Regions from separate parts of the Homo sapiens genome. Here region 2 is linked to region 1. The links are chromatin loops, found by intact Hi-C in ENCODE. Cell type or tissue: Caco-2. All regions are shown on one strand. Each heading gives the region's core, and the rest is flanking DNA. Links, peaks and the distances in the headings are about the cores only.

What was found. A loop is a pair of places that touch in the nucleus more often than their neighbours do. Peaks named below come from ENCODE experiments on the same cell type or tissue, not always from the same donor. Only the 100,000 strongest peaks of a DNase experiment are listed, where the experiment ranks them.
Region 2: a loop joins it to region 1, with 6 times the contacts of the local background. A loop is called at or near these places in 6 of 110 quality-filtered maps.

What each region holds. Positions count from the first base shown.
Region 1 is chr18:63,121,391-63,134,269 of GRCh38, reverse strand. BCL2 (BCL2 apoptosis regulator) reads left to right here. Exons shown (of 3, transcript NM_000633.3): 3 at 5,511-10,924. The coding sequence ends at 5,645. Among named protein-coding and RNA genes, the nearest start is that of BCL2, 190 kb to the left of the region's middle. In Caco-2, for the core only: no CTCF peak of the experiment used is centred there; no DNase peak of the experiment used is centred there.
Region 2 is chr18:63,063,604-63,076,482 of GRCh38, reverse strand. No RefSeq gene overlaps it. Among named protein-coding and RNA genes, the nearest start is that of BCL2, 250 kb to the left of the region's middle. RefSeq lists enhancers at 2,705-2,754, 10,973-11,267. In Caco-2, for the core only: no CTCF peak of the experiment used is centred there; DNase peaks (open chromatin) are centred at 2,792, 5,192 and 5,542.

The DNA of each region.
Region 1 (12,879 bases), core at 3,016-11,015:
TCTATGTAGTATATATTGAAATATATTTCATAAATAGTAATATACATGTTTGTATTGAATTAGAAAAGACAGCTAAGGAAAAAAATCAGAATAGCCTCTTAAATGCCATGTCCTCATGCCTACTTCTGCCTTCAACGATAATCACTGTTAACATCTTTGCGTTTTCCTTTATATTATTTTTTTCTGTTTGTAAACGCGCACATGTATATGTTAGGTTTTTACAGAAGTGGAATCGTGTTTTGCTGACCGTTTTGTCCTGCTTTACTCAATATGACCTTAGGAACACAATTTCTTGCCAATAACTATAGGGTATGACTTTTAATGCTGAACAGCACTCCATCATGTGGACGCGCTGTCAGTCATCTATTTTCAGACATTTGTTTCCAGGTTTATGCTATTATACATAATCTGTGCACTTTATTATTTTTCCAAAATAAATAACTGGAAGTGAAATTACTAACAAAAGCTTTTTAAAAGCCTTTTGATATGCATTACCAAATTCAAAAGGTCTCCATGTTTACCTTTACCTGGGCATAAGGGTTATTTTGGGACCCCCGCCCATATCCCCAACCGCATGCCATTCTTTTCAGCACTTAGAATTAACCTTCTCTTCCATTCTTGACAATCTGACCTTTTTTAAAAAAAATTCTCATTTTAGGTTTACGTGAAATTTCTCGAAGTGGACCAGGGGTGGTGGCTCATGCCTGTAATCCCAGCACTTTGGGAGGCCAAGGTGGGAGGATCACTTGAGGCCAGGAGTTTGAATCCAGCCTGGCCAACATGAAACCCTTTCTCTACTAAAAATACAAAAATTAGCCGGGCGTAGTAGAGGGTACCTGTAGTCCCAGTTACACGGGAGGCTGAGGCAGAAGAATTGCTTGAACCTGGGAGCCACTGCACTCCAGCCTGAGTGACAGTGGCTCCATCTCAAAAAAAAAAAAAAAAAAAAATTCTTGAAGGTTCTGAACGGAAAAGGAAAATGTTGGAGGATGGCTGCCTCCCAGGTGGGAGTGCTCCATGGCCCGGAGGGGTGAGGACACCTTTGCTGAGTTTAGGAGTCTTGACCCTGGTCTGTTCCCGTCCACACCTACCTGGCCTGGTTCCAAACCTGCAGCAAGGCTGCGGCTGGGAGTTTAGCCATCCTGTCCCCTTGGGCCAGCCCTGGGTGGAACTCAGATCCTCTGTGGCCTCTGAATTGGAAATTTATGGGGAAGCCACTGTGGACAGAGCCACCAGAGCTGAGGCCCTGCCCATCTCCTCCTCATAGGAGGAGCCGGTGCCAGCCTTTCCGTGTGAACCTGTGATCCGTGAAGTCGGGTAAGCCCTTGCCAGTCCTGACATGAGCAAGGGACACAGAGCTTCCTAAATATATAGACTGGGATTTTGTCCGAATCACATGACGACCCAGGTTTTCTTTTTCCCTCTTTGTTGCTTTTAATACATAAAATGAGCATGTGTTTATTTAAAACAGCTTTCAAACTCAAACAAATAATGACAGACTGTTCAAACAGACTTCGGAAATCGCCCCAATCAGGATGTTTGAAAAATCAGGAAGACTTTCTACGAAAGAAGCTTTCAGGTCATTTTAGTCCCGAAGCCGCAGGGTCTCCTTTGCACTTTGGAATTGTAGAAGGGCAAAGTTTAGAGGCCAGCTCCAACCTCCAGGGGGTTAAATGACTTGCCCTCTAGCCCTACACTCTAATAATGTGTAAAGAAGGACAGATAGGTAGGCATTGTATTATCACTTCCCATCTTTGACCAGAACACGGGATGTATACATTTTAATTCATAATTCCTATAGAAATTACGGACTATCCTCAGATCAGAAAGCTAAGAGAGGAAATTGCTTCTGCAAAACGGCAGGCTCAGCAGAACTTCTTGGGGGAAGGGCAGGTTGAGTAGGTGCGGAGCAGGTCTGCAAGAGGACAGACAAGAGCAAGGTGTTTGTTCTGCCACGAGCTCACTTTCTGTATCCAATTTACAAATGGCTTTGAGTGACCTACGTTAATCTTCACAATAATGAATTTTATGGCTATGGATGAAGTAAATGAGGCTCGGGGCTGGGTTATCTGCTGAAGGTTATAAACTAATAAAATATCAAAGCCAGGGTTCACCCACACTCCTCCTCCAAGTCCCATGCCCTTCTCAGCCCCCTGGGATGGCAACAGCATCTCTATGCTGAGGCTTTGGGCCAAGAGCTGCTAGTTTAGCTCATCTCACTCTAGAAATGACATTGTTCTACGTAATGCATATCAGAAATGGCCTGTTAGGTTCATGAGAAGCACTGTTATTTGTGTGGGGGTGAGGGTGGTGAGAGGGAATTATTCCAGCTCTGAGGAGGTGGGGATATTTGGGACAGCATTTCTTCTGCTCTCCAGCACTGTGTGCCAGACCAACTGGGAGAAAATGCCAGCTGGAGTATGTCCCTGCATCCTCCGGTTTCCCAGGATGGCTTCAGGTCCAGACAGGACAAATGATCAGGGGCTTAGTCTGGTTCAGATTTTGCCACACAAAACTCTGTTGATTACTAAAGGGATTCAGAGCCCGGCCACTGACCTTCTCAATGTCAAGCCAAATTGCAGACAACCTATTGCCAGTGCCCTGACAAATTTGGGGTGTCTTTTGGCTGGGCTATTGGGGGTTTCAGCCTACCCATCCCTCAGAGAGAGAAGCATGGATGGGAGGACTAGTTGACATTTGCAGCCGTGTCTGTGATGTCTTGGGTTGCTCCCTGGAAGAGGCAGAGTTCTGGCTTGTGGAGAAGTCCTGACTCCTTCCTGCCCCACTGATCCCTGCTTATATGGAGAGGGGTGTGCATCTTGGCAGACAATCATGATTGTGCCTTAGCTCTGTGCTAAGAGCACTAAACACACATTTTATGTACGTCTATTGCCTCGCTTTTCTAACACTGAAATTTAGAAATGTTTAACAATAGATATTTAAAAAGAAGAAGAAAGCCCTTGCGCCCTCTCCTGGTAAAAGTTAACCAAGGACCTCCAAAGATGCAGAAGGCCCACTGGGTTAGCAGTCGCTGGTCTGGGCTAGCTGATTGTGCTGATTTGACCAATGCTGTTGACACACAGGATGGGTCATCTGTTCTTCTATGGTCTGTGATTACAGAGCATCTTATAAACCAGAGTTTCTCAGCCTCGGCCCTGTTAGCATTGGGGGGCTGCCCTGTGCATTGTGGGATGTTGAACAGCATCCGCGGCCTCTGCCCACTAGATACCAGTAGCACCCTCACCCCAAATCATGACCACTAAAAATGCTTCCAAACATTGCCAAATGTCCCCTGGGGGACAGGATCACTCTCAGTGTGACCCTCGCCCTAAATTCTTGCCTGCCTTTTGTAAAAGGTGGCATTGGTTGGAGGGCAATCCATGAGAATGTGAGGATGGCTCAAGGCAAGCCCTTCATGATGTCTGGAAGCAATATTGATGACTGGTTAACTGAGGTCACTTCTAGGAGTTTGTTTCAAAAAAGCAACTGAACAAATAGACAAGAATTTATATACAAAAATATATCATGATATTGTTTATAATAGCAAAAGTTTTAAACACTATAAACATGAATTTTTTAAAGTATGGCACATTTTATATATCATGAAAATAATTGTATAAATCTATATTTAATAATGTGGAAAGTTACCCTAACAATGCTTTAAATCCTCATCAAGACTACCTCAGGATTCTCAGAGGCTGTTACATATAGAAGGAGTAATTTCAAACAGATTCATAAGCATTTGGGTAAAGCATTAAGCCAAAGACCAATGATTGTATTCAGAAAGCTTAAGTGAACAAACATTTACTACGCACCTATAGTGCACCACAACCATGCCCAGCATGAGGGAGACAAAGAGAATCCCTGGTCCCACTGCTACAGCCCTTGCCCCAGAGAAAGGGAACCCCTCTGTGCACTGTTGGAGCCCCTCCCAACAGCGATGTCCAGGGTCATGGTATGTTACTGTTTCCTGTAATAAAACTGTGTGCTTTGAGTCAGGGTTGTTGGGAATAATGTGAAACTATTCTTGTTTTCTTCTTCATCCTGAATAAATCAGAAGTAAAAAGAATTCATTTACTGATTTATATATTCAAATATTCATTCAGAAAGTTGTCCAAATACTCATTGGACCCAAATGTGAAACATAATCTCCCCAAAATCTAGGAAATGAGCAATTGGTGATTTGCTCAATCCAAGCCCATCCAGAGGGTAGACTTTGCTACAACACACTACAGACCCGACTTGAGATGGAGAGATAGGAATGGAAGGGAGACACTTTTTGTCTCTCAGGGACCTGCACATCCAGTGACACACCCCTGATCTCCTGCCTTGTGAGATCCACAATTTGAGTAAATGCAGAGTTGTGGTCGTCCAGTCTAGCCACCCCCAAGAGAAACCCCCTGACAGCTCCCTTTCCCCAGGAGAACCTTGACCTTAGAGGTTGGCACTGCACCAGTCAAGGCCGCCCTTGGCCCCTCCACTGACTGAGCCCTTGACTGACCAAATGCTCTCATAGAGCTGCCGTTAGCCACGCCAGGGCATCAGCAGAGAGAAGGGTGCTGGTTTCTATCTGGGTTCAAAGCCTGGCTCTGCCACTTGTTAAAAAGTCTCTTATTCCCTGCGATTCTCAGCTTTTTCATCTTCAGAACAGAAACAAATAAAATAACTTCATAAGATTGGTACAAAGAATTAGCTGGATGAGAAAGCGCATGCCTTTAATCCCAGAACTTTGGGAGGCTGAGGCAGGAGACTCACTTGAGCCCAGGAGTTCAAGACCAGCCTGGAAAGTATAGTAAGACCCTATCTCTACAAAAAATTTAAAAATTAGCCAAGCATGGTAATCCTAGGTACTCAGGAGGCGGAGGCAGGAGGATCACTCTTGAGTCCAACAGTTCGAGGCTGCAGTGGGTCATGATTGCACCACTGCACTGCAGCCTGGGCAACAGAGCAAGACTCTTGTCTCTAAAAAAAAAAAAAGAAAGAAAAAGTTTGGTACAAAGACTAAAATAATGCATGTCAGACATTTGATAAGATGTCAACACTCAATCGAGGAGTGTGACGGTCATCATCATTGCTAGATTTTATTACTTTTATGGATGGGCATGCTAGCTAAAATTGCAAAACCTCTAATATTTTCTAACTGCCTCTGCTGTTTTTCTCCTCGGCCCTTAGCACTCTCTCCTACACCATGTGATAATTTATATTGATTGCTGTCTATACTGTTCCACTCAATGGAAGCTTCGTGAAGTAGGAACTTTTAGTCTATTTTATGCACTGCTGTATCTCTAAGATGGCTGGCACGTAAAGAGGGTCTCAATAAATATGCCTTGAATTAATGAAAACAGTGGTTTCTGAATCATGGCCTCCAAAGAGCATTTGCCTTTTCCCCTCTCACCCTTCTGAAGGTGCCCAGGCTGCCCTGGCAGGATGCCTCTTTCTCTGTGGGGTGGCATTCTCTGCTCTCTCTCTAATACTCTTTCTTTTTCTTCCCTCCTCTCCCCCAACTGCAGGATGCCTTTGTGGAACTGTACGGCCCCAGCATGCGGCCTCTGTTTGATTTCTCCTGGCTGTCTCTGAAGACTCTGCTCAGTTTGGCCCTGGTGGGAGCTTGCATCACCCTGGGTGCCTATCTGGGCCACAAGTGAAGTCAACATGCCTGCCCCAAACAAATATGCAAAAGGTTCACTAAAGCAGTAGAAATAATATGCATTGTCAGTGATGTACCATGAAACAAAGCTGCAGGCTGTTTAAGAAAAAATAACACACATATAAACATCACACACACAGACAGACACACACACACACAACAATTAACAGTCTTCAGGCAAAACGTCGAATCAGCTATTTACTGCCAAAGGGAAATATCATTTATTTTTTACATTATTAAGAAAAAAAGATTTATTTATTTAAGACAGTCCCATCAAAACTCCTGTCTTTGGAAATCCGACCACTAATTGCCAAGCACCGCTTCGTGTGGCTCCACCTGGATGTTCTGTGCCTGTAAACATAGATTCGCTTTCCATGTTGTTGGCCGGATCACCATCTGAAGAGCAGACGGATGGAAAAAGGACCTGATCATTGGGGAAGCTGGCTTTCTGGCTGCTGGAGGCTGGGGAGAAGGTGTTCATTCACTTGCATTTCTTTGCCCTGGGGGCTGTGATATTAACAGAGGGAGGGTTCCTGTGGGGGGAAGTCCATGCCTCCCTGGCCTGAAGAAGAGACTCTTTGCATATGACTCACATGATGCATACCTGGTGGGAGGAAAAGAGTTGGGAACTTCAGATGGACCTAGTACCCACTGAGATTTCCACGCCGAAGGACAGCGATGGGAAAAATGCCCTTAAATCATAGGAAAGTATTTTTTTAAGCTACCAATTGTGCCGAGAAAAGCATTTTAGCAATTTATACAATATCATCCAGTACCTTAAGCCCTGATTGTGTATATTCATATATTTTGGATACGCACCCCCCAACTCCCAATACTGGCTCTGTCTGAGTAAGAAACAGAATCCTCTGGAACTTGAGGAAGTGAACATTTCGGTGACTTCCGCATCAGGAAGGCTAGAGTTACCCAGAGCATCAGGCCGCCACAAGTGCCTGCTTTTAGGAGACCGAAGTCCGCAGAACCTGCCTGTGTCCCAGCTTGGAGGCCTGGTCCTGGAACTGAGCCGGGGCCCTCACTGGCCTCCTCCAGGGATGATCAACAGGGCAGTGTGGTCTCCGAATGTCTGGAAGCTGATGGAGCTCAGAATTCCACTGTCAAGAAAGAGCAGTAGAGGGGTGTGGCTGGGCCTGTCACCCTGGGGCCCTCCAGGTAGGCCCGTTTTCACGTGGAGCATGGGAGCCACGACCCTTCTTAAGACATGTATCACTGTAGAGGGAAGGAACAGAGGCCCTGGGCCCTTCCTATCAGAAGGACATGGTGAAGGCTGGGAACGTGAGGAGAGGCAATGGCCACGGCCCATTTTGGCTGTAGCACATGGCACGTTGGCTGTGTGGCCTTGGCCCACCTGTGAGTTTAAAGCAAGGCTTTAAATGACTTTGGAGAGGGTCACAAATCCTAAAAGAAGCATTGAAGTGAGGTGTCATGGATTAATTGACCCCTGTCTATGGAATTACATGTAAAACATTATCTTGTCACTGTAGTTTGGTTTTATTTGAAAACCTGACAAAAAAAAAGTTCCAGGTGTGGAATATGGGGGTTATCTGTACATCCTGGGGCATTAAAAAAAAAATCAATGGTGGGGAACTATAAAGAAGTAACAAAAGAAGTGACATCTTCAGCAAATAAACTAGGAAATTTTTTTTTCTTCCAGTTTAGAATCAGCCTTGAAACATTGATGGAATAACTCTGTGGCATTATTGCATTATATACCATTTATCTGTATTAACTTTGGAATGTACTCTGTTCAATGTTTAATGCTGTGGTTGATATTTCGAAAGCTGCTTTAAAAAAATACATGCATCTCAGCGTTTTTTTGTTTTTAATTGTATTTAGTTATGGCCTATACACTATTTGTGAGCAAAGGTGATCGTTTTCTGTTTGAGATTTTTATCTCTTGATTCTTCAAAAGCATTCTGAGAAGGTGAGATAAGCCCTGAGTCTCAGCTACCTAAGAAAAACCTGGATGTCACTGGCCACTGAGGAGCTTTGTTTCAACCAAGTCATGTGCATTTCCACGTCAACAGAATTGTTTATTGTGACAGTTATATCTGTTGTCCCTTTGACCTTGTTTCTTGAAGGTTTCCTCGTCCCTGGGCAATTCCGCATTTAATTCATGGTATTCAGGATTACATGCATGTTTGGTTAAACCCATGAGATTCATTCAGTTAAAAATCCAGATGGCAAATGACCAGCAGATTCAAATCTATGGTGGTTTGACCTTTAGAGAGTTGCTTTACGTGGCCTGTTTCAACACAGACCCACCCAGAGCCCTCCTGCCCTCCTTCCGCGGGGGCTTTCTCATGGCTGTCCTTCAGGGTCTTCCTGAAATGCAGTGGTGCTTACGCTCCACCAAGAAAGCAGGAAACCTGTGGTATGAAGCCAGACCTCCCCGGCGGGCCTCAGGGAACAGAATGATCAGACCTTTGAATGATTCTAATTTTTAAGCAAAATATTATTTTATGAAAGGTTTACATTGTCAAAGTGATGAATATGGAATATCCAATCCTGTGCTGCTATCCTGCCAAAATCATTTTAATGGAGTCAGTTTGCAGTATGCTCCACGTGGTAAGATCCTCCAAGCTGCTTTAGAAGTAACAATGAAGAACGTGGACGTTTTTAATATAAAGCCTGTTTTGTCTTTTGTTGTTGTTCAAACGGGATTCACAGAGTATTTGAAAAATGTATATATATTAAGAGGTCACGGGGGCTAATTGCTGGCTGGCTGCCTTTTGCTGTGGGGTTTTGTTACCTGGTTTTAATAACAGTAAATGTGCCCAGCCTCTTGGCCCCAGAACTGTACAGTATTGTGGCTGCACTTGCTCTAAGAGTAGTTGATGTTGCATTTTCCTTATTGTTAAAAACATGTTAGAAGCAATGAATGTATATAAAAGCCTCAACTAGTCATTTTTTTCTCCTCTTCTTTTTTTTCATTATATCTAATTATTTTGCAGTTGGGCAACAGAGAACCATCCCTATTTTGTATTGAAGAGGGATTCACATCTGCATCTTAACTGCTCTTTATGAATGAAAAAACAGTCCTCTGTATGTACTCCTCTTTACACTGGCCAGGGTCAGAGTTAAATAGAGTATATGCACTTTCCAAATTGGGGACAAGGGCTCTAAAAAAAGCCCCAAAAGGAGAAGAACATCTGAGAACCTCCTCGGCCCTCCCAGTCCCTCGCTGCACAAATACTCCGCAAGAGAGGCCAGAATGACAGCTGACAGGGTCTATGGCCATCGGGTCGTCTCCGAAGATTTGGCAGGGGCAGAAAACTCTGGCAGGCTTAAGATTTGGAATAAAGTCACAGAATTAAGGAAGCACCTCAATTTAGTTCAAACAAGACGCCAACATTCTCTCCACAGCTCACTTACCTCTCTGTGTTCAGATGTGGCCTTCCATTTATATGTGATCTTTGTTTTATTAGTAAATGCTTATCATCTAAAGATGTAGCTCTGGCCCAGTGGGAAAAATTAGGAAGTGATTATAAATCGAGAGGAGTTATAATAATCAAGATTAAATGTAAATAATCAGGGCAATCCCAACACATGTCTAGCTTTCACCTCCAGGATCTATTGAGTGAACAGAATTGCAAATAGTCTCTATTTGTAATTGAACTTATCCTAAAACAAATAGTTTATAAATGTGAACTTAAACTCTAATTAATTCCAACTGTACTTTTAAGGCAGTGGCTGTTTTTAGACTTTCTTATCACTTATAGTTAGTAATGTACACCTACTCTATCAGAGAAAAACAGGAAAGGCTCGAAATACAAGCCATTCTAAGGAAATTAGGGAGTCAGTTGAAATTCTATTCTGATCTTATTCTGTGGTGTCTTTTGCAGCCCAGACAAATGTGGTTACACACTTTTTAAGAAATACAATTCTACATTGTCAAGCTTATGAAGGTTCCAATCAGATCTTTATTGTTATTCAATTTGGATCTTTCAGGGATTTTTTTTTTAAATTATTATGGGACAAAGGACATTTGTTGGAGGGGTGGGAGGGAGGAAGAATTTTTAAATGTAAAACATTCCCAAGTTTGGATCAGGGAGTTGGAAGTTTTCAGAATAACCAGAACTAAGGGTATGAAGGACCTGTATTGGGGTCGATGTGATGCCTCTGCGAAGAACCTTGTGTGACAAATGAGAAACATTTTGAAGTTTGTGGTACGACCTTTAGATTCCAGAGACATCAGCATGGCTCAAAGTGCAGCTCCGTTTGGCAGTGCAATGGTATAAATTTCAAGCTGGATATGTCTAATGGGTATTTAAACAATAAATGTGCAGTTTTAACTAACAGGATATTTAATGACAACCTTCTGGTTGGTAGGGACATCTGTTTCTAAATGTTTATTATGTACAATACAGAAAAAAATTTTATAAAATTAAGCAATGTGAAACTGAATTGGAGAGTGATAATACAAGTCCTTTAGTCTTACCCAGTGAATCATTCTGTTCCATGTCTTTGGACAACCATGACCTTGGACAATCATGAAATATGCATCTCACTGGATGCAAAGAAAATCAGATGGAGCATGAATGGTACTGTACCGGTTCATCTGGACTGCCCCAGAAAAATAACTTCAAGCAAACATCCTATCAACAACAAGGTTGTTCTGCATACCAAGCTGAGCACAGAAGATGGGAACACTGGTGGAGGATGGAAAGGCTCGCTCAATCAAGAAAATTCTGAGACTATTAATAAATAAGACTGTAGTGTAGATACTGAGTAAATCCATGCACCTAAACCTTTTGGAAAATCTGCCGTGGGCCCTCCAGATAGCTCATTTCATTAAGTTTTTCCCTCCAAGGTAGAATTTGCAAGAGTGACAGTGGATTGCATTTCTTTTGGGGAAGCTTTCTTTTGGTGGTTTTGTTTATTATACCTTCTTAAGTTTTCAACCAAGGTTTGCTTTTGTTTTGAGTTACTGGGGTTATTTTTGTTTTAAATAAAAATAAGTGTACAATAAGTGTTTTTGTATTGAAAGCTTTTGTTATCAAGATTTTCATACTTTTACCTTCCATGGCTCTTTTTAAGATTGATACTTTTAAGAGGTGGCTGATATTCTGCAACACTGTACACATAAAAAATACGGTAAGGATACTTTACATGGTTAAGGTAAAGTAAGTCTCCAGTTGGCCACCATTAGCTATAATGGCACTTTGTTTGTGTTGTTGGAAAAAGTCACATTGCCATTAAACTTTCCTTGTCTGTCTAGTTAATATTGTGAAGAAAAATAAAGTACAGTGTGAGATACTGGTTGTGCCTGGAATTGTTTATAATGTGTTAACATGATTTTGCCCTGCCATTCATCATCATTACACAAGACTTTGAAAAGCCTTCTTAACAAGCCAGTAAAATCACCAGGACCCTACTCTAATGAAGCCCTCAGGGACCAGGCTAAGGGATTGCCTTACAGGTGAAACCACCTTAGAAGGAGACTCTTGTTTCTTGGTAATAACCCTCCTGGTTAGGTACAAGATAGACCAGTCTTGAGTTCTACTCCCTGGGAGAGCTACTGTTGCTGTTGAGTGTGTTCTTCCATATAGACCAGAGATCCCAGCCTCTGCATTTTATAAGATGAAATGTGTATGAAAAAGAGGGAAATAAGCTGAAAGTTCTGTTTTGAAGTCAACATTTTTAGATGGAACCAAAGCAGCTACTTGCTTTGGAGCAGGTGAACCCTAAATGGCAAGGGATCTGATGTTTCCCACTGGGTTCAGGTCCTGATACCCTAATCCTCAACCCTTCAAGTCACATCACTTAGACTCAATTAAAAGGACTCTGATAGTAGCATTCATCTGTTGAGCACCTGCTGGATACAACACTGTATGCATACTACCTTTTGCTCTCAAACCTTTCAAGGTAGGTATTGGCCTCTTGTATTTTGTAGGAGATAACTGAGACTCAAGACGTTGAAACTATATGCCCAAGTTCTCAATAATCATAAATTACAGAGGCAGTATTTGAGCCCTGGTGTGGCTGACTCCAAGGTCCATACTCCATCCTTTGAATCGGTAGCCTCCAAATTGCTGCACTTGGAACCATGGTGGCACAGCCTTCCCAAGGAGTACCCAGGCATGGGATGTTTAGAAGAATCAATGTTCTCAACACCCATGGGTACTCCTTCATAAACCGATTTCCGTGAGCACACCCCTGAGTTCAGACAACTCTCCTCACTCTCCCCTTTCACAATCATCTGTCACACTTCTCAGAAGAGGGACACACTCCTCCCTCTGTCTGAATCTAACTGTGATGCCCTGCGGTACTGAGTGTCTCATACTGGCCCGGAGAGCTGACTGTGTGCCTGTCATCCCAAGCGTGTGTCAGTGAGGTCAGGTTAGTGGCTTGTAATTGGCCTTGGTGGCCGGGTGCGGTGGCTCACGCCTGTAATCCCAGCACTTTGGGAGGCCGAGGCCAGCGGATCATGAGGTCAAGAGTTTGAGACCAGCCTGGCCAACGTGGTGAAACGCCATCTCTACTAAAAATACAAAAACTAGCAGGGTGTGGTGGCGGGCACCTGTAATCCCAGCTACTCGGGAGGCTGAGGCAGGAGAATTGCTTGAACCCAATAGGTGGAGGTTGCAGTGAGCTGAGATCACACCATTGTACTCCAGCCTGGGTGACAGAGCAAAACATGAACATTAAAAAAAAAAAAAAAAAAAGAAAGAAAAAGAAAAAAAAATTGGCTGTGGTGGAAGCCTTTATACCATGTAAACGAACAAAAGCTATAAAGCAGGGCTTTCTTTTCTTTGCCTTTTTCTTTTTTCCCCAGAGAGTAAATTTACCTACACACCACTGGGCATGGCCCTGGAGTGTTAGAATTCTTGGGTTACTGAAAGGCATGATTTGAAATCCTGGAGCTATATTGGACTGTAATGACTGGGGAGCAAATCTTTTTGGAAACTGGTTTTCCAATTCTTTGCTTTCAACAAAGTTGAAAGAGTTTCTAGTGAAGACAGCCGATAGATTTTTTAATGTGACTTTTGAATATACCAGAAATTCAAATAGTTGAATAACGTTGCTATAACAAAACTCTTTCCAATCTCATGTAGTTGTTACATGAACAGCCCTCCTCAGAGCTTATATCCGTAAAGATAAAAAACAAGAATAGACTCACTGGTGAACACTAGTTCCCTCTAGCATTATGTAGTTTTTATTTATGGTTATGTGTCTTTCTGGGGATGGAGGAGAGAGGGAATAAACTAGTCCCA
Region 2 (12,879 bases), core at 1,812-9,811, 57 kb after region 1:
GCACTCCAGCCTGAGCAACAAGAGCAAAACTCTGTCTCAAAAAAATAAATAAATAAAATAAAATAAGAAAGAAAGAACAAAGAAAATGCATAGATATCAACAGAAAATCTTTTAGAACTAAAAAAGGATTCAGCAAGGCTACTGATTACAAGATCAACATGCAAAATTCAATAACTTTTGAATGTGAACAATAACAAATGGGAAAAAATTGGAAAAAAAAAAAGCCAGCTCACAATAGCAGCAAAACTATAAAGGACCTAAAGAATATACATTACGTACCATTTTTAAGAGCTTTATGGGAAAAAATTATAGTTTTATTAAAGGATATAAAAGAAGATCTGAATAATGGGTAAGAGGTCTCAAAAGCATAAACATGTCAATTCTGCCCAAATTATCTATAAATTTAAGTAAATTCCAAATAAAATCTCAGCAGAACTTTTCTGTTCATTTGTAACGTGATTCTAAAATTCATATGGAAAAGTGAATTATCATTGCCAAGATAATTTCGAAAAATAAGAACAATGGGTGGGCAGGAGCAGTTGGCCTGCGGATTCTGAAACATTCTAGACAGTCACAGAAATTAAAATATAGTTGTCTGAGCAGAGGAAGAGGCAGCGGACAGAATAGAGAGCCTGGTGCAAATCCATGTTCATGCAGGATTCACATGTAGGGGCTACGTGGGATGTGGAATATGATAGCGGTGGCACTAGAGATCAGCAGGGAAAGATGAGCTTGTGCCATCATTGATGATGGAAGCATTGGCTTTTCATATAAAAGACTCCTACACTAATTATACAAAAATTAATTCCAGAAGAATTAAAGACCTCAGCACGAAAAATCGCAACTAAACACTACTGAGACGTGAGACCTCAACCACATCTTGAATGCAAAATTTCATCGAATGTGAATATCATAATTCTATGTATGGAAAATTTTTAAATAAGACAAAGCATAACTGTATGTTGTTCATGAAGATATTTTTTAGTTTAGTTTCTTTTATTTTTATTTTTTTATTTTTAAGTTTGAAGAATATCTTTATGGCCCAAAGTGAATCTGCCAAGCTTTTTAGGCCACCTTGCGTGCATTTTAGTTGTTTCCCCAAGGGAGAATCTGAATCGGTGCCTTCCCTGACTCTTTCCCAGCCAAAATGCGGGCACGTGACCAGGCCTGCCAATCAGACACGGGGGCCTCGGGCCGCGGGAGGGAGCTGGCTGGCTGCGCGTCTCCGGGAGCCGCTGTCATTTCAGTGGCGCATTCTGGGCAAAGGCGGTGTGGTCCCGGGGTGGGCAGCAGATTCCGGAAAGGGTCAGTTGGTTCTGGGAGTGTCCCTTTCATTGTCTCAGGCCTCTTTTCCCATCTGTCCCAAACGTTGTGTGAACTCCCTTCTGTCTCTCCTAAGTTCTTTTCTGCTTAAACTGGTCAGACCGGATTCTACTGCTTACAAATGACAACTGTAACTGACACGCAACCCTGCAGAACAGAAAACATCTTTATAACAAAACATACCCCATCAACGTTAGAGAGGAAAAAACAGGCCTCGAGAAGGTATTTGCAGGATCTATAACAAAGGAATTAATAAAGATATATACTGTATTTATCTTATCAGAGAATTTATCTTTAATGGAGAAAACTCGGATAAATAAAGAACAGAAGCACGCCCATAGGAAAGTGGAGGGAAGGAGAACAGGAAGTCCTCAGAAGCAGAAATCCAAAGGTCTTTATTATATATATTTGTTCTTATTTTTACAATTTACATAAGTAAAATTATGGCATTCATATTCCATACATTCCTTCACACAAGATAAGCGTACGTGAGACCTCAACCACATCTTCAGTGCAAAACTTCATGGAATGTGAATATCATAATTCTACTTATGTAAACATTTTAAATAAGAAAAAGTATAACTGTATGTTGTTTATGAAGTTTTTTTTTTTTTTTTTTTTTTTTTTTTTTTTTTTGAGACGGAGTCTCGCTCTGTCGCCCAGGCTGGAATGCAGTGGCGCGATCTCCGCTCACTGCAAGCTCCGCCTCCCGGGTTCACGCCATTCTCCTGCCTCAGCCTCCCGAGTAGCTGGGACTACAGGCGCCCGCCACCACGCCCGGCTAATTTTTTGTATTTTTAGTAGAGACGGGGTTTCACCATGTTAGCCAGGATGGTCTCGATCTCCTGACCTCGTGATCCGCCCACCTCGGCCTCCCAAAGTGCTGGGATTACAGGTGTGAGCCACCGCGCCCGGCCCCTGAAGATGTTTTTAAACTATTTTTTAAAGTTTGAAGCTGGAAGCACGCACTGCTAAATATGATAGTGCTGCCTTTCCAGCGTAGAGGGCTCAGCAGCCAAGCATCACAATCAAAAGGCTTCCGAGATTTAGTTGTATTTATTTCTGGGGGGGTGGAGAGATAAAGTATTTACAGTTATTAATGGTTTAATATGGATTCTTTCACTCCATTTCCTACACTTACAGAAGAATTACATGAGAGGAAATAATGGTATATTCTATGTGTAAAAATGACAGAGGGAAACTTCATCATAGAGTCCGGAAAAATAAGCTTTTGAAAAAACAAGTACATTTCTGTGGCTTTATTCTCAACTCAATTTTTAATTATGCATGCAATTTACTCCCATGAAATAAAGATAAAAGATCATAATGAGTCATTTATAATAATTTTACGTCTTAAATAAAGTAATGGAGCTTTTCCTTCTAACATGCCATGTTCTTCACAATGATCCTGTACCTCTGTGTAGCCATGACACCAAGCCTCCAAGATCACAACTGTGACACGCACCTGTCATTCACAGGCCAAGCCACAGGATGCCACTGTTGCATTTTTGCTATAATAGACTTTTACTTAAGGTGAATGAAGAAAGAAAAAAAGGAAACTCTATTTTTAATAAACAGACACATGGCAACCATTTAAGATTCAAGATACAACAAACCTTACCTTAGTTATTAGTTATGGCTAATTATTAAAATCCCTTTAAATTGGACTTTGAACATCACATATTGAAGTTGAGATTTCTATGCCAGCCATGTGCAATTGCTACATTTATAGACTCATGACATCTCTTAATATATTACTGACGGCCGGGCGCGGTGGCTCACGCCTGTAATCCCAGCACTTTGGGAGGCCGAGGCGGGTGGATCACGAGGTCAGGAGATCGAGACCATCCTGGCTAACAAGGTGAAACCCCGTCTCTACTAAAAATACAAAAAATTAGCCGGGTGCGGTGGCGGGCGCCTGTAGTCCCAGCTACTCGGGAGGCTGAGGCAGGAGAATGGCGTGAACCCAGGAAGCGGAGCTTGCAGTGAGCCGAGATTGCGCCATTGCAGTCCGCAGTCCGGCCTGGGCAACAGAGCGAGACTCCGTCTCAAAAAAAAAAAAAAAAAAAAAAAAAAAAAAAAATATATATATATATATATATATATATATATTACTGACTTAAAATAACATATTCACTAGTATTTAAGCCTCTCTAAAATTGTTTGTTAATGAGTCAATGTATTTTTGAAATCGAAGTGTTGGGTAAATCAAAGTATCGTTTTCCTTTTACTTACCCAAAGATACTTATTTGCATTCTGATTGAACCACAACTGATAGTTATACTTGGCACTCTCCAATTTCTTTTTTTGTTTGTTTGTTTGTTTTTGTGATGGAGTTTCACTCTTGTTGCCCAGGCTGGAGTGCAATGGCGCTATCTCGGCTCACTGCAACCTCCGCCTCCTGGGTTCAAGCGATTCTCCTGGCTCAGCTTCCGAAGTAACTGGGATTACAGGTGCCCGCCACCACGCCTGGCTAATTTTTTTTTGTATTTTTAGAAGAGATGGGGTTTCACCAGTTGGCCAGGCTCGTCTCGAACCTCTAACCTCAAGTGATCCGCCTGCCTTGGTCTCCCAAAGTGCTGGGATTACAGGCGGCACTTTCCAGTTTCTTTCTGACCCTGTCCCATACTTTCTAGCAAGTAAGTAAAGGTTTACAAATTAACAATTACAGGTCCCCAAAAAGCTTCTATTTAAAGGAGAACATTACTTTTGTCCTGTGAGTAAATAAAATGTATAGGAAGATGTTCCCAAAATATAAAATATTTCTATTAAAAAGTGACCATATTTATGAATGCCTGGTCTATGTATACAGGAAATAAATAAATTGTAGTCTCTCAAAGAGACTGCAGCCTAATTAAGCACATCCCTTTCCTCTGCCAACTCAGTCAGTTTCTGTCTTCTGTGGATTTTCATAGCTCTTTGAATATGTGTTTAGTTATAACCTGCAGAAATTGTTCATTTGTTTATTCATTTCCCTATTCAACAAATACTAGGTGCAGAGAGCAAGACCAACATGACCTGTCCTAGGAGGTTACGGTCTAATAAATGCATTGCAATTACTGCTTACTCATCTTTCTCTTCTACAGGACTGTGAGCTATTCAGTATCCCCAGAATGCCGGGCAGAGCAGACTGCAAAGAAATATTGCTTTGGTGAATGATGTGCCGGGATGAGGTGGAGGCAGGAAGGCCAGAAATGAGCACAGTCATCCAGCCAAACGGTGCTGGGAGCTCAGGACGGAGTGGCAGAGTGGTGTTGGGAAAGAAGGGACATTTAAACAAGATGGAAGAGCAAGAGGACTTGATGCTCCTGCAAGCAGTCCAGGAAAGGTTAGATTGTGTGTTTATTTTCCTCACTAAACCCACAAGATTTATATGTTGAAATTCTAACCCCTAAGGCAATAGGAAGTGGGGCCTTTTGCAGGTGATTATGTCAGATGGAATTAGTGCCCTTATAAAAGACACCCTAGAGAGCTGCCTTGCTCCTTCAACCACAGGAGGACACAGCAAGAAAGTGCCATCTATGAACCAGAAAGTGGGTTCTCACTAGACACCCAGTCTGCCTGGATCTTGAACCTGCCAGCCTCCAGAACCATGAGAAATAAATTTCTATTGTTTATAAGCCACCCAGTCTATTTTGTTATAACAGCCGGAACAGACTGACACCTTGGCACTGGCAATCTTTCTATGTTATAGAATTAACCCAGTGCCAGCCTCATTATTGTGAAATAAGCTGGCCTATTCTGCAGTAGATAGTAATCCAGCAATAAAAGGCAAGCAGCTGAAAAATCAACATGGAGCATTCCTCGGCCCATTCCCTTTGGTGCACTTAGCAAGGACATGAGCAGACGCTGTCAGTTTGAGTCACAAGGCATGTGTCCTGGCTCTTCACGTGCCCCCGAGCACAGGTCTTAGAGTTTGGGGCAACTCTTCGGGGGTCAGTGTGACTCACAGGCATGGAGCATGAGCAAAGTGGTGGGCTGAGTGGTTGGAAGGTAATAAATTCTTAAACTTAACTAAAATAACCCAAGTCTTAATTCAGGATATTGGTTGCCTAAGCAACAGAGAGGTTAAAGCAGCAATAAATTATGGCTAGTCTTATCAAAATAGAGCTCCTACAGGTTTACAACAGGGCCCTGGCACCCTGGTTGTTGGCTGTCAAACACAATTGAGTATGGAGAAATGATCAAGTCTGTATCAAAGGAAAACAGAAAACCACGACCCAGGTACAAGATCCAGAAACACTGAGGTCCTAATCTCAGACAGTTTGGAAAGCAGAAGACCTGCCTCTGAATCTCCGCCCTGGCCTTCACTCACAGTGCGGCCTCACTGGGCTGCCCACCTTATCTCTGTGAACCTCAGACTGTCCTCTCTAAAGAGAGATGTTGTAAGGCTCCCACGAACTCACATTCATGGAAACACTCAAAAAACAGCGAGATGCTTTGCAAAAAAAGGTACTGCTGTCTTTAAAAGATGAAAAACAATGTTAGTTGAGTAAGAGTAACAATAAAGCTATCATATTTTAATAAGAAATACCTATCAGCCAGCAGTTCAGATGAGTGAAATTATCTGAACAAAGAAACCATGTCTATAACAACTTTTAAAAATCATTTTTTGTTAACACTCATACTTGACCTTCAGAGACACTGGAGTTCTGGCTAAGTTAAACATTTTTGCAAGGTCCTATGTGAAGACTTACAGTGGTATAGTCATCCTTCTTAGTCTTATACCAATGTCTGATTAATTTTCCTAGCACACCACACCGCCTCTGTCCAAATGTCTGTCACTCATTCAGTGCCTTGCTTACCCTGTGTTATTTTGTACATTCTCTCTCTTTCAATCTCTCTCTCTCTCTCTCTCTCTGCCTCTGTCTCTCTGTCTCTCTCTCTCTGCCTTTGGTCCCACATAGGAGTTTCCCTCTCCAGCCAGACTGATTTTTCTGCCCCATATGCAATCCTCATTGTCCTTTTCTCCTTGAAGACCCAGGTCAGAGCATCAGCCACCCAGTGATGTCTACCCCATGTATGCTACGCTCACCAAAGGGAGTGTTGTGCTCTTGTTACCTTGCTCTTCATGTTACCTTGCTCTTTGTGTTACCTTGCCCTTTGTGCCTTCAAGTAGACTTCAAGGTTTCTGAGAAAGGACCAGGAGGGGCCTCGCTTACTGCTCTTCAGTCCACGCTACCTGGGACTCAACCTTGTGTAGGTGGGCAGGAGTTGTCTGAAGATAGGGAGGAGGGCAAGAAGACATAAATGACTGTGAGCTCTTATACCTGGGAGAGGCCCCACAGAGCTTCACACAGTGCTGCTCCCCAAACAGTCCTAGAAGAAGAGGCCACTTTCTTTCATCTGGAGGAACTTAGGAACATACAAGTATAGGGTATTTACCAAGTGTGGAGTGAGCACTGGGCTGCCAGTGGGGATCCTAAGTCGGATGAAGAAGGAAGCTGATGTGGCTGCCTTCTCTTCCCTTCTGCAATCCTGACGGACATGGAGGACAGAGACAGGTGTGGAGAAGACCCACACCTACAGGTGTAAGCTCCATTGAAAGGGAGACATGGCACAGAGGAATATATGCCATCCGAATGACATATTCAGTCAGCTGAATATATGAAGAGACATATATTTGAATGACTGATTTCATTCTTCCTCCCATCCCAATGCAATGAGAATTCAAAGAACAACACATATAACCTCTATGTTCCACCAGCAAGTCCACACACAGCACACGCCACATGTGGAGGGGTTTTAGACAGAAGGAAATGTGACTTCTTGTCCTTCCTGCATTTTGCCTTCGTGAATTATGCATTCATCTCTGCCTCCCAGGACACCATTGATAGAAGTCAAATCCATATTAATAATCCTCAAGGCTGAATATTCTCATTTGCCAACGTTTTATTTTTATACAGGTAGAATAAAAACAGTAAAATGCACAGATCTTAAGTGTTTAGTCTAATGAGTTTTGACAATTATATGCCATGTAACCACCACTTCAATCAAAACATAGAACATTTCCATCATTCTGGGAAATTTCCTTCTGCTCCCTCTCAGGTGATCCCACTCTCACCCCGCAGAGCAATCTCTCTGATTTACATCACCACGGTGAAGTTTTGCCTATTTTTGCATTTCATATAAAAGGAATCATATAATTTGCATTCTTTTGGTTCTGGCCTTTTGAGTTCAGCATAATGTTCATCCACATTGTTGCATGAATCAGTAGTTTTTTTTATTATTACTGAGCAGAATTCCATTGTATGAATGTGTCACAATTTACCTAATCTCCTATTGATAAACATTAGGGTTATCTCCAATTTTGTCTATTATGAAAAGAGCTGTTGTTGTGGTCATGTACAAATCCTTATGTGTACATGTGTTTTCAGTTATCTTGGGTAAATATGTAGTGTATTAGTTTGTTTTCATGCTGCTAATAAAGACATACCTGAGACTGGGTAATTTATAAAGGAAAGAGGTTTAATTGACTCACAGTTCAGCATGGCTAGAGAGGTCTCAGGAAACTTACAATCATGGGAGAAGGGGAAGCAAACACGTTCTTCTTCACATGATGGCAGCAAGGAGAAGTGCCAAGCAAAAGGGGGGAAGCCCCTTATAAAACCATCGATCTCGTGAGAACTCATTCACTATCACGAGAACAGCATTAGGGTAACAGCCTCCATGATTAAATTACCTCCCACCAGGTCCCTCCCCCGACACGTGGGGATTATGGGAATTACAATCCAAGGTGAGATTTGGGTGGGGACACAGCCAAACCATATCACATAGGAATGGAATATCTGCATCATAAGATTAAACATATGTTTAACTTTATATAAAACTGTCAACTACAGTAGTCCCCCAAAACTGTTGTATCATTTCACATTCCCACCAGCAATAAATGAGAATTCCAGTTGCTCTGGATTCTTCCCAAAATTTGGTGTTGTCAGTTTGGTAGGGGGAGGGTTGTTTTGTCCTGTTGTGCTCCTTGCTTTAAGTTCTTCTAGTAGGTATGACGTGGTGACTCACTGTGGTTTCGACTTGCATGATGATTGATGGTAAGAGATGCTGAGCACCTTTTCATGTCTTATTGTCATTAATATATCTTCTTTTAAGAAGCATCTGTTCAAGTCTTTTGCTCATTTTTTAAAGTTTTAAAAATTGTTTTATTTTTTATTTGAGACAGAGTCTCACTCTGTCACCCAGGCTGAAGTGCTGTGGTGCAATCATAGCTCACTGCAGCCTCAAACTCCTGGGGTGAAGCTATCCTCCCACCTTTGCCTCCCAGGTATCTGGGACAACAGGCACACGCCACCATGCCTGGCTAATTTTTTAATTTTTACTTTGTAGAGACAGGATCTCAACATATTGTCCAAGCTGGTGTCAAACTCCTGGACTCAAGCAAATCCTCCTGCCTCAGCTTTTGCCCATTTTAAAATGGGACTGTTCATCTCTTTATTGTTGATTTGTAAAAGTCCTATGTATTCTGGAGTAAAGTCTTCTGTCAAATATATATGCCGCAAATGTTTTTCCCAATCTGTCCAGGCTTATCTGTTGATTTTCTTACCAGTATCTTTTGATAAGCAGAAAACCTTAATTTTAATAAAGTCTAAGTTATCTATTTTTTACTTGATGGTTAACAGTTTTGGGATTCTGTTCAAGAAATCATTGTCCACCACAGGATCATGAAGATAAAGGCCTATATTTTTTCCAGAAGCTTATGGTTCTGGATCTTACATTTAAATCTATAATTCAGCTCAAATTAATTTTTATGCATGGAATGATGTGGAAGTTGAAGATCACTTTTTCCCATATGAATATCCAATTTTTTCAACAAAATTTGTTAAAAAGACTTTCCTTTCCCTGTTGGGCTGCCTTGGCATCTTGGTAAGACATCAACGGGCTATATATGGATGGGTCTATTTCTAGAGTTACTAACCTTTTATTTTTAAGCAACACATTCACCTGGAGAGTGGGTCCTCAAGACTCCTCAACTTCAGTCTTGTCTTTAAAGGGACTGATAGAGAACCCTTGATTTTTTAGAGAATAAAGCCTATATGTATTAAATTATAGTACTTAGTACATAGTACAAGGAGCAATATTTTCAGGCACCATACATAAACAATATGGAAGCCCCACAAACAACATGAATGACACATTGGTTTCATTTTCTTGAATTAAAATTCACTCTAACTTTAAGCTCTCATACCTCCATGCTGATAGGAAAATCAGTCTAAGATTTTCCTTAAATTTTTCCTTCCTTGTGGTTGCAGAAGAATCTTTTGCCAGGAGATTGAAAAATTGCTGGGGTGGGGAAGGGTCAGAAGGAAGAGGGCACCTCTGCTTTCTAGTCCATTAAGCTAACAGCTGATGTCCTTAAGGATCAAACCTAAATATTCCCTTCAAGGCCGGGTGCGGTGGCTCATGCTTGTAATCCCAGCACTTTGGGAGGCCGAGGCAGCCAGAACCCTTGAGCCCAGGAGTTCGAGACCAGCCTGGGTAAAATGGCAAAACCTCGTCTCTACAAAAAAAAAAAAAAAAAAAAAAAAAAATATTAGCCAGGCATGGTGGCACGTGCCTGTAGTCCCAGCTACTCAGGAGGCTGAGGTGGGAGGATTGCTTGAGCCAGGGAGGTCAAGGCTGCAGTGAGCAGTGATCGTGCCACTGCACTCCAGCCTAGGCAACAGAGTGAAGTGAGGCCCTATCTAAAAATTAGATAGAAATAAATAAATATTCCTTTCAGTTGGAGTGAGATAGAAGTCGAGGTTCATTTTTTATGGGAATCCAGTTGTTTTAGGTTCTGTGCCACATGGAGTACAGGGATCCCTGCACAGGCTGGGAGTCTCCAGGGGCTGACAGGGAGTTTCCCTAGGCTTCCCCGGCAGCTATGCCCCTCAGAAGCTGTTAACTGCTCGGATGTTATCAGTTTCCATGGAGTACAGCAATGGACATCTGATGTTTTTCTCTGCCCAATACAGCTTCCCTTCTTCTGGTAACAGACCTTCACTTTCTCTTTGGGAAGCCACCTTCCCCATCCCAGATTATGTTCCCCCAGATCGAAGAAGGTGTTATTCTACCCCCTCCGTCCTGAAGGAAAGTGATTGTTTAAGCTCCAGACCTAAGTTAGGCCAATTCGAAGCAATGAATGAAAGTCAGGCCCTGGGATTCCTCTCCAAGAAGTTTTGTCGTTGGACTTCAATTCGGTGGGCTGTAGCCTCCATACTGGGAATATTCTATAGGGACAGAATCTGATGGAGAATGAAGCCAGCATGTTGGTCAGCACAGGCACAGGATGGGGAGAAAGGGACCAGGTCCTTCTGAGAAACAGAATTCAGCCATGTCTGAGCCAGGTTCACAGTCGCCTAAGTCATTAAATTCTCTTTAACCTTCAGCTCCCTGAAGTTGGGTTCTGCAAGAAGAGTCCTGACTAATATTTCACAACTTGGGCAGCCCAACACCCTCAGCCCTTCCCAATCTAGGGAGAGTTCTCTTCCTTTCCTCAGAACTTCTACTTCCATACCTTGTTCCCAGCACCAGCCTGTCAGGAAGCACAGAGCCAGGAAGGGCACTGCCTAAGATTGCTCACTTTTTCACCTGCCATGCTGCCTTCCTGCTTGGAATGGGTAAGGAAAAGTCACGGTGAGCACAAACACAAGATCTCAGCACAAACACGAGATCTCAGGACAAACACAGTATCTCAGCAGAAACACAAGATCTCAGCACAAACACGAGATCTCAGCACAAACACAAGATCTCAGCACAAACACGAGATCTCAGGACAAACACAAGATCTCAGGACAAACACGAGATCTCAGCACAAACACGAGATCTCAGGACAAACACGAGATCTCAGGACAAACACGAGATCTCAGCACAAACACGAGATCTCAGCACAAACACGAGATCTCAGTGCAGCCAGCTGCCACTGGACCTTCTCCTCTCCTGCTTTCTTAGAATTGATCAATTTTCTCCCATATCCATTTGCTCCCCTCTTCTTTTTTTTTTTTTTTGAGACTAGTTCTCGCTTTGTCGCCCAGGCTGGAGTGCAGTGGCACGACCTCAGCTCACTGCAACCTCTGCCTCTCAGGTTCAACCAATTCTCCTGCCTCAGCCTCTAGAGTAGCTGGGACTACAGGTGCACACCACCATGCCCGGCTAATTTTTGTATTTTTAGTAGAGATGGGGTTTCACGATGTTGGCTGGGCTGGTCTCGAACTCCTGGCGTCAAAGTGATCCACCTGCCTCAGCCTCCCAAAGCGCTGTAATTACAGGCATAAGCCACCATGCCCGGCCTCGATTGCTTTGTTTTTAAGCCAATTTAATGCATGGATCACTTACCTTGTGTAAGTCCAGTACGCCTGGAGTTATAAAACAGTCTCTCCCCTTGGAAGGCTCAGGTGTAATAAACAAGAATTTGAAACCAGGAGAGAGTGACTAAGGGAATGTGGATTCAGGGGGAAAAAAGCAGGAAAAAAGTCAACATTTCTAATTTGGAGAAACCGATGACACCACTGAGAGAGCCCCTCAGGGAAGAAGAGGGGGCTGGAGAATCCCTAAAGAGAAGCTTAGATAACACGGGGGAATCAGATGGCAGGATCTGCAGGCATAGGACTCTGAAGGAGACTTGAGAGTCCACTAAATTACAGAATGTTTTTGTTAAATAATGCCTGAGGGATGATCTGATCTGACATGGATAGCTCCTTTTATTTCTTTTAAGTAAAATTAAATCCAACTGTAAGCCCCAATTTCACCATTAACAAACGAGATAACAAAGTCAATAGTTCCCACAATATGCTTGGGTTAGGGACTCCTGCAACGCCCTTCCGGGTCTGCCACGCAGAGAAAACTCGGCTCTTATCTGCTTTATTAGTTGTAATTAGTCATATAATTTTTTAAAAAGCAAACATCTAAATAAGTTTGGACACCCAAGGATGAGATGATCTCGCATTTCCCTTGCAGTGCTAACATTTTTTCCTTCTCCTGAGCCCAATCTACTCCTCCACCCGCGTGACTTTGATTTGCAAATCACGTGTGTCACGCTCCCTCTCTGGGTTCCCTACCTGTTGTTGGTCACCAGGACTCAGAAACCAGATTTCTGACAAACTTGGATTTGTTAAATAGAGCTAAGTGCTACTGAGAAAAACAACGCAGGACAGGCCGGGGGCGGTGGCTCACACCCGTAATCTCAATACTTTGGGAGGCAGAGGCGGGAAGATGGCTCGAGCCTGGGGGTTCCAGACCAGCCTGGGGAACAGAGTAAGACCCTGTCTCTACAAAAAATAAACAAAACTAGCCAGGTGTGGAAGCGTGCGTCTATAGACCCAGCTACTTGGGAGGCTGAGGTGGGAGCCCAGGAGGTCAAGGCTGCAGTGATCCATGATTGCCACTGTACTCCAGCCTAGGCGACAGAGTGAAACCCGTCTCAAAAAAAAAAAAAAAAAAAAAAAAAAAAAAAAAAAAAAAAAAAAAAAAAAGAAAAAAAAAAGAAAAAGAAAAAAGAAACAAAAGAAAAGAGAGAAGAGAAAAGCAGGACATAGGAAGGGGCCTGCAGGGTGTGGGTGGTGGTTT